Linked DNA regions of Homo sapiens: region 1 is linked to region 2. The links are chromatin contacts, found by Hi-C or POLR2A ChIA-PET in ENCODE. All regions are on one chromosome and are shown on one strand. Each heading gives the region's core, a stretch centred on a gene start or an enhancer-like site at or near the end of the contact. The rest is flanking DNA. Distances are from core to core; before and after follow the strand shown.

Region 1 (5,602 bases), core at 2,036-4,535, 450 kb after region 2:
TTTTCCAAATGCCACAAAACATCATTCATTCAAAAAACTCATGAGTGGGAGACTTCATTAGAATAGCCTGAAAGCAGCGATAACAGATAGAAATATCAGTGCTACTGTTATCTGCTGGCAATAAATGAATATGATAAACCTTTGTTATCAGCTCAGTTCCAACAAAAGCAATGAACAGGACCAAACCTTTGAATGCTCTCCTTAAAGGCCTAATCCAGAATTTTTTTTTTTTTTTTTGAGAGGGAGTCTCGCTGTGTCGCCCATGCTGGAGTGCAGTGGTGCGATCTTGGCTCACTGCAACCTCTGCCTCCTGGGTTCAAGCGATTCTCTTGCCCCAGCCTCCCAAGTAGCTGGGATTACAGGCACGCGCCACCACACCCAACTAATTTTTTTGTATTTTTAGTAGAGATGGGGTTGCACCCTGTTGGCCAGGCTGGTCTCAAACCCCTGACCTCAGGGGATCCGCCCACCTCGGCCTCCCAAAGTGCTAGGATTACAGGCATGAGCCATCGCGCCCAGAAAAAGTCATCTTTTTTTGATGTAATTGCAGAGTGCAAGAGTAACATTATGAAAAAAAAGTCAACAGATCAGCTCTGCCACCTCCTAGTCTATGATTTGGGCACCCGGCTTTGATGATCTCATACATGTCTGAGAAGAGTAACAGGCTTGTTGTTTCCAACTACTATGCCCCCAAAATGAAATAACTGAGATATGTACCAAAAGACTACTCTCCTCCAGTTGGGCCTAAATCTTGGCCAGCAGATCCAAAACTCAACCACCACACTTAAGAGAAAATATCAACTTCTTACCTTTTGCAGACAGAAATGCCCAGAAAGATTAATAAGTGGAGCAGCTTCAAGGGCAAAATGCCAAAAAATGCATAAGGATTTTTGCATTTGGGTTGTGTACTACCCTACCTATTTGACTTCTATTTTAGAAGAAAAGTGTGTTGGATTCTCTGATGACATATATTTCTGTAAGTCTAGATTCTAACTGTAAAGAGCACAAGAAATTGAAAAGCTGAGATGTGACTAAAGTCTGACTAAAGGCTGAATAAATGATGGTGCCACCCACATTTAAAGACAATGTGACTTACTAGAATAAACACACACAGCACCTGCCGCATGCCTGCTTCTGTGCCTGAACAGTGACCCAACCATGGTCAGGTCACCGAAGGTCTCTAAGCTTTGGTTCTTTGTCTACAGACTGGAGAGAGGTATTTCTGTCTTGCCTTGAGGTTTACATGAAACAGTGTATGCGAACCACCTGGCGCATGCCCACTATTCTAAGAGCCTCCTGCTAAGTCGTTACATTGTGTGCTGTGTCGGTTTATTCTTGAGAATCATGGTCAAGTAAAGCTCAACCTAAAGATGCAGTTAACATTCTCTACAACGTACTTTTGTGTCTCTATGGAGAGTGAGAATATGGAACCTGTGATCCAAAATGAACCAGAAAAACAAACAAACAAAAAACAGAAGTTTAGAAACTACACTAGTTACAACCACCAGCTTGGAAATGATACCCTGGTGTGGAAAAATACAGCTCAAAGCAATCTGAGGGAGGCTCCTCCCCTTTCCATGGAAGTTTTCATGGCTTCTGGCACACCCTGTCAGCATTCTCTTCCCAGGAAGGTACTGGGAAGCACTGCCACGTGTACTCCTCTCATTCCTTTTCACTACTACCAAATTTCACACCCCCTCAATTCTAGTAATATGCATTTTCATTAAATCTGGTAATATTTAACCTGGAGTCAAAAAGCAATTTCTTGTGCTTAGAAGACTTTCTATTTCTTGTCATGAATTGATTGGTTATAAATGTTAAGGGACTAAGCTGTTACAGCAAATTTGGGGAGAAAGAGAGTCAGTTCCACGTGCTGCCCCAAAGCAGCATCTGTGTATCAGAAAATCTTCAGGGAGTCTCTGGCAGTGTGGAGGCCTAAGCTAAAACCAGGAGGACTGAGAACATATGTGCCAGGAAGGTGATTTTGATGCCAGTTCTGTCTCTCTCCTGAACCCAATCAACTCAATCATTTCTGTTTAACACAAACTCACATGAGTGCCTCCTAAAAGCTGGTTCAGTCAGCTGCCTCCAGGTCAGACCAGTGAGGATGGAGGCCGGTCACTCAGTGTTGTCTGTGGGTGCATGCAAGGGGCAGTGTGGTGCTCTTGAAAGGCAGTGCCCAAGGACAGCAGCAGAAATGCCCCTGCCTTCCCCACTCAGGAAGGGCATCACTGTCCACCCACAAGCAGCTTCCAGAGCCATCACTTATAAATATTTCTTCTCTCATTTAGATTTCCCTGTGCCAAGAAAAAAAAACAAAAACAAAAAAACACCTGCCTGCTCTGAGTCAGCCTCAGAGATGACCGTGGTTGACTGTGCTGTCTGCCATCTGCTTTTAACCACGAAAGAGGAAGCAGCTATGTGGGACACCACATCAGGGAACCTTCCGGACCTAGGGTCTCACTGCCTGGAAACTCCCCTGAGCCTCAGCTTCTTCAGATGGAAGGGACTCTGCTAACTCAAAGAACCCCTCATACTACCCACCAAAGGAAAGTCCCCATCAGGGAGACTAGCAAGGGAGGCTGAATGTAGAACAGCACTCAGGTTAATCCTAAATCCCTACCTGGCTTTCCCTCCTCAGTCATCAACATAGTGATGGGGTGAACTTCGATGATGTTGTCTGGGGACTGACCTTCATATCCTCTGATCCTCCCAGTCTTTTCTTCTTACCTTTTCTCGTACCCAGTGTGTGGTGGGTGGGTAGGGAGGTAGATGAGTGAAAACACCCACAGGAAGGAGGATGGCAAAACTCAGATCCAAAAGCAACAACTCTGCCTCAGTGTTGTAAATAAGCAACAGCTTTTCCACCCAAAACAACTCATTTGTGCAAGGTCACCAGCAAACTGTACAGCTGTCTCCCAGCCCTGTCAGCTATAATTTCTAATAGCTGTCACTGTGTCCTGGCTTGTTAAAATCCGTGAAGGAAATCATTTCATGTAGCTTTTTTTTTTTTTTTACGAGATGGAGAGAGAAAAGAATGGTAGCAGAGTAAAACAGCAAGTGCAAGCAGATGACAGAAATTTCTACAGACACTTAATAGACAGACATTCCTTAGGCCTAGTTCAAATATCTAAATTCCATCTGGGGACTTGGCTGTCAAAAGATAATCATCTCTTGCTTCATTTCTCATATAATTTCCTAAACCCTCGGGTCTCAGCTAGTGCAAGGTCCTGTCATGGTCACCTGTGGCTTGGGCCAATTCTCACTTCCCCTGAAGGGCAGCTGCGTGTAGGGAGCGGGGGCTGCCCAAAGTTTCACTCTGACTGGAGGTAAACTTAACATCATTTCTGCATTAGTCATTTAGAGCCCTGGGCTCAGTACTTTCCCCCAACTGGGTTTCTGCTTTTGAGCTCGCTCTGCAATTTCCCCAATTCTGACTCAATTCTCTCTGGGCCCAGGGAGCTGTCAACAGCCACTCCTCCCCACCCATTTCTCCAGCTGTAGCCCTCTTGCAGGTGTCCTGCCCACAAAAGAACACCAGCATACAACGCCATGCAGGGCCCACTCTGAGCTGGGGACCTTCTGCCAGTTGCCACCTGGGATCTCTGCCAGGTGCCCAGAAGAACCTCACACCAGACATCCCTACAGCTGAGCGCTGCTCCCACCCAGTGCTCTGGACTTTGGGGAAAGTACCACCGCCCACTAGCTCACCCCAGCCACATGCTGTCCCCAGTGCCTCCTGTCTTCCCACTCCATCCACGTGGTCAAGCCTTGTCTCTTCCCAGGACATTCCTGCCACACCACAAAGGAGGCTGGCATCAAAAGCCAGGGGGTGAGCTTGCTGATGGGAGAAGAGGAGAACAGGAAGACACAGTTGAAGAGTGGTAGAGCCTGCAGCACCTGCCCCAAGACCACTGCCACATCCAAGTCTGGCCGCATGGCCTCTAGTGCCAGGGCCTGGCTGGGGGACTCCTGACACTGCACCTGCCCCTAAACCTCTCAGCAGCCTTGACAAAGCTCAGGGGGCTACGCAGGGCTCTGTCATAGAGAATAGGAAAGGAGGGCACACAGCACACCAACTCCTGCTAGAAAATCTCCAGGGGCTCCCCATTCACTGTGGGTTTCTCTTTGCTTCCCCTTGAGGTCATAATTTTCTTTCTTCTGAATGCAATTTTATCTTCAGTGGGCTTCATTACACAAACAAGCAAAAAGAGTGGGGCTGACTGATCAGGGCAAAGCTCAGTGAGCTCAGAGGGCACTGGGGCAGGCTCCCCCTGGAAACCCTGCTGCCTCACTGAGGGTGAAGTACAGACCCCAGGGAGTGTCCTTCTGGCCTGGCCGCCCCCACATGCCATTGGCTCTTCCTGTCTCTGCCGCTCCTCCCAGTCCCCCGCCCCGCAGCCATTTCCATCCATGCACCTCTAGAGAACCCTAGGTCTATTCACTTCCATCTGGAAAACACTTCTTCAGAGTTTCCACCAACGGAGCCTCAGCCTCAGTGTCACTTGGATGAAAATTTTCGAGACTTCCAGAAGGTGAGTTGTTAGTTTTCCCCCTTGGGGCTCTGATTAAATTTAACTCTCAGCACTTCAGCTTACAAGGAATCTTCCCTTCCGTGAACTTATTTGGTCCTAATGAGACCATGGGAAGGAGTGGGCTGCCCTCAACCAGCAGACATGCTCAGCACTGTGTCTGCCATCCCAGGATGCAGTTGGGGCACTGTCCCTCTGTGCAGAGGCTGGGCAGGCAGACATCAACTTACCGCAGGTCTGAGACTATCTCCAAAGACAGTGTTCTTTCCTTGATGACGACCGACTCTTTCCTACACCTGACCCACACTCTGTGCCAAGCAAGGATCATGCACTCAGGGCCCTGGCTCCTCCTGCAGGGTTGGGTCTTCAGGAGCTCCTGAGGAGTAAGGGCCCTGCCTCGGCCACCCTGTTGGCCCCAGTGCCTGACCCAGGCCAAGCGTTCAGGAAACCTTTGGTGGAAACGCTCACATATCCACTTCCTTCTCTGCCTGCTCAAAAGTTGTACTTGGATTTGACTATACACCCTGAAGTATGGAGACTGGCCCTGACTGCCAGGATACATAGGCTGATTAAAACTCAAGCAAGGCCGGGCGTGGTGGCTCACGCCTGTAATCCCAGCACTTCGGGAGGCCAAGGCAGGCAGATCACCTGAGGTCAGGAGTCTAAGACCAACCTGGCCAACATGGTGAAACCCCGTCTCTACTAAAAATACAAAAATTAGCCCGGTGTGGTGGCGGGCGCCTGTAGTCCCAGCTACTCGGGAGGTTGAGGCAGGGGAATTGCTTGAACCCTGGAGGCAGAGGTTGCAGTGAGCCGAGATTGCACCACTGCTCTGCAGCCTGGGTGAGAGTGACACTCTGTCTCAAACAAAAAAACAAACTCAGGCAAGATTTACCACCATGAGGATAGAGAACTTAGGAGCACAATATGCTGATGGGGACAAAGAGAACTTCATTGTGTCTCTCAAAACATTTTCCAAGAGGAAGACGGGAGAGAATGAGGGCAGAGCACATGGCACGTGGCAGGACTGAACAATGACACTGATATAAAAACAACTCGTGTTCACACCA
Region 2 (6,155 bases), core at 2,587-5,086:
TTCCTTGCCTTGTAGATGCAAAACTCCGATCTCCACCTCTATCCTCACAGTGAGTTCTCCTGCATGTCTGTCTCTGTGCCTTCACATTCCTCTCTGTGTGTCTGTGTTTCCATCTCCTTATGAGGACACCCATCACTGAATCAGGGCCCACTCTATACCAGTAAGACCTCATTTCAACTCCATTACATCTTCAAAAACCCCATTCTCAAATAAGGTTACTTCACAAGTGCTGGAGGTTAGGACTTGAACATACCTTATTGAACAATCCAACTGATGACACATAGTAATTTATGCACTCGTTCTTGGAGACGTTGACTTTATTTAGTAGCATTAACCATGGCAATGTCACCAGCATCGCTGACAGCCTGAAGCATATGATCTCCAGAATGTATTTCAATCATCATGTTCACTTCCTTGGTATTCTTTAGACAATAACTCAGCCTTGAACTCCAGTAAAGGGTTTCCCTGGGATTTTCTTCTTGACTCACTCCACTGTGGCCTCCCTCATCCAGGACTGTAACAGACGCCTGACGTCAGTGGTCTAGACCTCTCTGCTGAATGTCATCTTTGGTGAATGTCTTATGAGAAAACACATGGTTGGTCACTCTTAGAAGGGCATGAAAGCCTGTCTGCAGTATAACCAAAACAGGCACATGGCGAGGCACACTGTGCGCATGTGTGTACAATTAATATCATGGTTTTAAATTATTTTCAGGCCAAGGGGAGATCTTTGCTGCATCTACTGAAGAAAGCGAATCTTTTTCTTCCTGAAAAAAAATGGCTACTTATTAGTCGAATTTGTGTTTTAAAAATATGTGAACTAATATAATGCAGACATGCATTAATGTTTAAATATACTGGAAGTTTTTGGTAAAATGAAACCCATTGTCTCTGTTGATTACTTTGATGAGTCAAGAAGTAACATCCTGGGAATGATTGGCCAGTTTAAATGAGTGCCTCAGGTTTTTGGAATACAAGAAATCAAGAGGAAGGGATTAGAACATATAGGTTAGCAAGATTGGGATCCTAAAATACAGACCCAAATGAATGGAACAAAATCAGGGAATTTATTAATAACAGGGTCAAGGCCAAATCAGTAACAAATATCCTGAGTGGAAGAAAGGTGGTTTAACAAATGCCCCTATGAAAGATAGAGATTGGCTTACCATGATGAGATGTAAGCCCAAGTTATGAGGTTGGCACACAAAACCACAAATGTCATAGCTTAAAACAACACACACTTCTTATCTCTGTTTCTGTGGGTCAGGGTCTGGGTTCTCAGGGACTCACAAAGTATGTTTTCATCTGGAGCTCCAGGTCCTCTTCCAGGCTCATAAGGGTTCTTGGCAGAATTCAGTTTCTTGAGGCTGTAGGACTGAGGTCCTGGCTCCTAGAGGCCACCCTCTCCATAAGCAGTTCTTAGCATGGCCGCCTGCTTCTCCAGGCCCAGTGGGAAAGCATGTGCCTCCAGGAGGGCTCAGTCCATTCTTCATGGCTTTTACCTGGTTAAGTCAGGCCCACTCAGGATAACTTCATTTTGTATTAAATCAAAACCAGCTGATTTGGGATGTTAATTACATCTGCACAACTTCAACTTTGCCATATAACCTAACCATGGGACTGATATTTATCATGCATTTGGGTCAAGTTGCATTAAGAGATATAATAAAGCTGGACAAGCTTCTGTTGATTAGAAGAGTTCAGTTACAAGGCTACACTTGGGAGGAATGTTTACAAACTGGAATGGTCAGAGGATGGGGAAGACACTTGAGAAAAGTCAAGTGACGGATGAAGGCAAATGTGGATATTTATCTGGGAGAAAACTAAGAGGAGTTATAATAGCTGTCTTCAAATATTTAAAGGGCTTTTATTAGGAAGAGGAATTTGGCATATTGGATTTTGCCTTCAGAGAAGTGGAGTCCTGAGATGCTCTTAGCCATTCATTCCAGCCTCCAGGGCTCACCTGCTGTCTTCTGTCCAGGTTCTCGGTAGCAGGGCAGTACAGCCCCATCCGTGATCTTCCATAGTCAGGCATATTGTCACACTCAGTGAGCGGAGAGTCAACCGGGAGGAAGGCACAGTTTCTCTGGAATGACCTACGGAATGGTACGCTCAAATGCAAATTCTCCTTCCCTTCCCCAGTCCTTGTCCTTCAGATGGTAATTTAGGAGCTGAAGGTCAGGGCACCAGCAGCCTTTGGAAGCCTACAGGACAACAGTCAGCCTGGCTAGAAAAAAAAACAATGTCACAGGCATGTTGTGTTTAATCACATGAAGGATATTTGCATTGTTTTCCAACTGATGCCAGCAGACACATTGTCAGTGGTATCATGCCTGGGGTATCAGAGTTGACATTGGGTTGCCCCTTCTCTGAGGCATTCATGTAAATCCTTTTAAGTTTATAAAACCTCCATGTGGCTCCTGCATGCTTCATCATTTGCATGTGTCTCTTTTTCCAGGGGAGGCAGCATGGGGAGCAGGATGCTGGTGGGCTCCAGGTGCAGAGAGCAGGGTGGGCGTCAGACCCCAGGTCCACTGTGCACGCCCTCTTGTAGAGCCCGTTCCGTTGTCCATGAGATGAGGAGTGTTCTTATCTCTAAAGTATTATCATGAAAACCTAACAATGTAGAAAGACTAAAGCACATGGGTGGTGCTTCATAAATAGTATTTCTCCCACTTTCTGAAAACTCCTGCTGAAGTAACTGCACAAGAATCCTTGAACATTTAGAATTCTGGTTTTAGCCATACCATAAAGTCAGTAGTGCGTGGTGGAATTCTGCTAACGAAAATTGCGAAGGATCAAGGCAGAGTACAGAGCTGGTGTGTAGCGGGTACCTTCTGTCTGCTGGCACTAGGTATTTTACACATTAAATCAGCTCGTTCTCACATCAGCTCTTTTAAAAATAAGGAAATGAGGAGCCACAGTGGCCCAACTGATGCAGTGGCAGAAGTAGAATTTGAGCTTGTGCAGATGTGCCTCCGTGTTTTGTCTCCTGAGCATGCTGCCCCAAGTTTGACAATACCAAGATTTGTACTGGAACATTCCCTCCCATCCCCACCCCCTAGAAGCCCCTCTTCCTCCCTTAGATTTGACACATAGTTTGAAACCACTATTAACTACCTTATGAGAGCCACTGTTTGTGAAGTGCTGACTATGTGCCAGGTCCCGTGCCGTGCAATTTTTGTGAATTATCTCGTGTCTACAGTGCCTCACAATTTCTCTGCTCAATACCTCCATGTTACTGCCGAGGAAAGGGAAGCTCAGAGAGAGTAAGTAATTTGCTCGAGTTAAAGAGCTGGCCAGGACAGCCAGGGGCTTGCACCCCGGAGCCTTCATCCACTACACTGTCAGCTGGTATCTCAACCAGCCATTACAGGCTGTAAAAAAATTATATAAGATAGTCTATGGTAATGCAGAAAAGTGAGGTTATTTTGCTCCCTTTCCCTTTGAAGAAAAAAGCCCTGGAAAGACATATCACTTGAGTATGGGAAAAAATGAAGCTGTGGCTTTTCTGTGAGTCAATTCTTTCCTGGCAGCTTCTTGGAATAAGACCAAGTATAGCAGCAGAGTTTTCTGTTTTAATTTGAGCTGCAGGGTGACTTTTTTTCTTCTATGCTTTCATCTCTCTGTGGCTTCTTTTGCCTCGTTAATTTCATGCCCTGCCCAGGCGGGCTACTGTGCTGCCCAGTCACCCGGGTCTGGGGCGGCCACCGCTGGCCAGCAGGCAGGCCCTCCAGAGGCAGAGGTGGCCACGCTTAGGTCGCTCCCGCTGTGGAGGCGGCACACTTGGGTGGCAGCACAGCTGTGATGTGGCGGCAGCTGGCAGCCCCATGGGAAAGATGTGTGAAGTGTGGGGTTTGACGACCCATGGGAGAACAGACTTTCTTCCTCTTCTTGTTTTCCCTTCAAAGCCGTGAGTCAACCTCAAATTCTCTGTCTTTTTTCTCCACCCCCTCGTGCCTCTCTCCCTCACGCTCTGCATCTCTCATTGCAAGCTTGCATTTTTTTGCACACAACACTATCTTAATATTTCTCTTTTCTGCAGGCAGGAAATGAGAAGTCATTTTTCAGGGTCATTCAGGAAGTCATCCAGAGTTATAATGGCCCATTATCTACTGGTCAGAGTTTACTTAGGCTTTCACTACTTCCACTGCCCACTTGAAACAGGGAAAAATATTTTCCCCCCGCGCTGTGAGTGTGCTATTTAGAGCTGACCACAAGCGGGGGGAAGAGAGGATGGCTCGGATGCTGCATTTCCACTGAGAACACAAGGCTGGCAAAGCTTGTCTGCTGCCCAGCAAGCACTTCAGGCTCACACCATTTTAGGTTCACTTTAAGTAGTTTCTCAATTGTTAAAAAAAAAACAAAAAAAAAAAAACCTGTACTCTGAGGATATGCTTATAATCCCATAGCTAACCCAGAATTTCTTAGAGAACTGATCAACATCAGCAGTGGCACTTACTGAAAATGCACATTCTCAGGCCCTGCGTAGGGCCTACTGAGTTAGAATATTAGAGAGCAGGTCTCAGAAACATTCTATCCGGCAGTCTTATTCTATGCACCCGAAGGGATAAGAGCCATGCTTTCATGAAACATGGGTTGTGTGTAAAATGTTTAAAAGGTATGGCAAAATGTGTTTGATTGGCACCAAGGATTTCTGGTTCCTCCTAGAATCATTAATCAAACTTTGAAGGAGAAATAAGAGAGTCGGCATTTTCTTGCACATTCTTTGTGATGTTGTGATGAGTTGGAAACTTCCCGATTGGGTTTATTAGAGCATGAACACCCAGGCACCCAGCTTCTAGCCAGCCCTGTCAGGCAGAGTCTCCTCGAAGATGTGGAAAGGACTGACCAACAGCTGAGGCCTACAGGAACCTGAGCAGGCAAGGGGAGAGGCACCCCGGAACCAGGAGCAATGGCCTTCCCACCCTCCCTCGTCCTCTCCTCTTCTCCTTTTGGAGTTGCAGGCCACAGAAAGGAAGTGACATGAGTCACTTTGGGCCTTCTTAATTCCTTCATCAAAGGCAGCACAGGTGTGTATGTGTGTTGGTGGCTAATTGAGGTAGGCCCACAGAGGAGATAACAGATGGACATACTATTTCCTTTCTTCCATTCTGATATAATTCAGGGTATAAACACACACACACACACACACACACATTCTCACTTCTTTGGCATCTACCACACCTGCCCCAGTGCCCATTTCTCTCCCACCTGAATAAAAAGCCCCCACAAAGCCTGAGGTACATGGAAAGGAGCAGTGGTCTGGCTCCCAGGAGTGTGAGAAGCAGCCATGTTTTCAGAGGCTGTATTCCACTTGGACTTGGCCCTACGCTGAAGGTAGGAGCGGATGGGGGAGGCCCCCTTCGCACAAAGAGCCCCATGAAAGAGTGCACAGTCCAGTCTATAAAACAGACGCAGAAAATGTGTGTAGGACTTCTTCCTGAAAAAGAGCGTGGTGCGTCCAGTACCTCCATGTTCATGGAACTTCCCAGTCTGCAGTTTACCCTTTTGTGCAACTCCCTTTTGGTAAAGCCCTGGTCACACTTCTGGTTGTTCAGATTATACAGGGATAATTCCAGAGTGATTTTAAAGTCAACTGCCAGGCATCCGCACTTGCAAATTAGATGCCTGGCACATGCTTGTGTTAAGGTAATAATTCATTACAATACAAATTACAGGGGAGTTCCTCTGGGCATGCGACCTTTCCCGTCATTTGGCTTTCCCTGTGATTATCAGGGGAGCTTCCATCGTGCTGCTAATGGGACCTTAACCATGTGTCAACCCATGGCTGTAATGCTGACACTGTTTTCTTTCTGGAATGAAAGGCCTTCGCAATTGAAACCAAAATGTTATCCAACTCAGTCCTGTCCCTTTGACGATGAAAACATCAAGTTCTGGAGACTGGCCATCCAGCCTCCCTGCCTCATCTCCCACGCCCTCCATCATTTTTTGTCTCTACTTACTTATTTATTTGGCTGTATTTTACGTACATCATGCAAAAATATTCCTCTTTGTAAAAAGTATAATGATTTCAGGAAATTAGAGGGTAAAAAGCAAGAACCATGCTTTCACTCCACTGTCAAGAGTTGTGGAAGAATCCTTCCAGCATTTTTTCTGTGTATTTTACATACATACAAATATATGTACAAATA

The links. A loop is a pair of places that touch in the nucleus more often than their neighbours do. ChIA-PET counts read pairs that join two places held with the same protein, here RNA polymerase II (POLR2A). Pooled maps may share reads with other maps.
Region 1: a loop to region 2 is called in a pooled map, with 8 times the contacts of the local background. The contact joins two enhancer-like sites. A Hi-C loop is called at or near these places in 1 of 168 maps with a recorded cell type or tissue (B cell), 27 of 37 single-sample maps with no recorded cell type and 12 of 50 pooled maps. POLR2A ChIA-PET finds 5 or more read pairs at or near these places in 2 of 52 experiments (activated B cell and activated CD4-positive, alpha-beta T cell).

Annotation. Positions count from the first base shown.
Region 1 is chr7:55,531,131-55,536,732 of GRCh38, forward strand. The region is part of intron 1 of VOPP1 (VOPP1 WW domain binding protein); the gene reads right to left. Among named protein-coding and RNA genes, the nearest start is that of VOPP1, 39 kb to the right of the region's middle. RefSeq lists enhancers at 2,467-2,586, 2,657-2,726, 3,067-3,126, 3,167-3,776, 3,797-3,956 and 2 more. Within about 2 kb of position 3,286, at least 21 of the 41 ENCODE cell types and tissues checked have a DNase peak (open chromatin) inside an H3K27ac peak, as active enhancers do.
Region 2 is chr7:55,082,920-55,089,074 of GRCh38, forward strand. The region is part of intron 1 of EGFR (epidermal growth factor receptor); the gene reads left to right. Among named protein-coding and RNA genes, the nearest start is that of EGFR, 67 kb to the left of the region's middle. Within about 2 kb of position 3,837, at least 17 of the 41 ENCODE cell types and tissues checked have a DNase peak (open chromatin) inside an H3K27ac peak, as active enhancers do.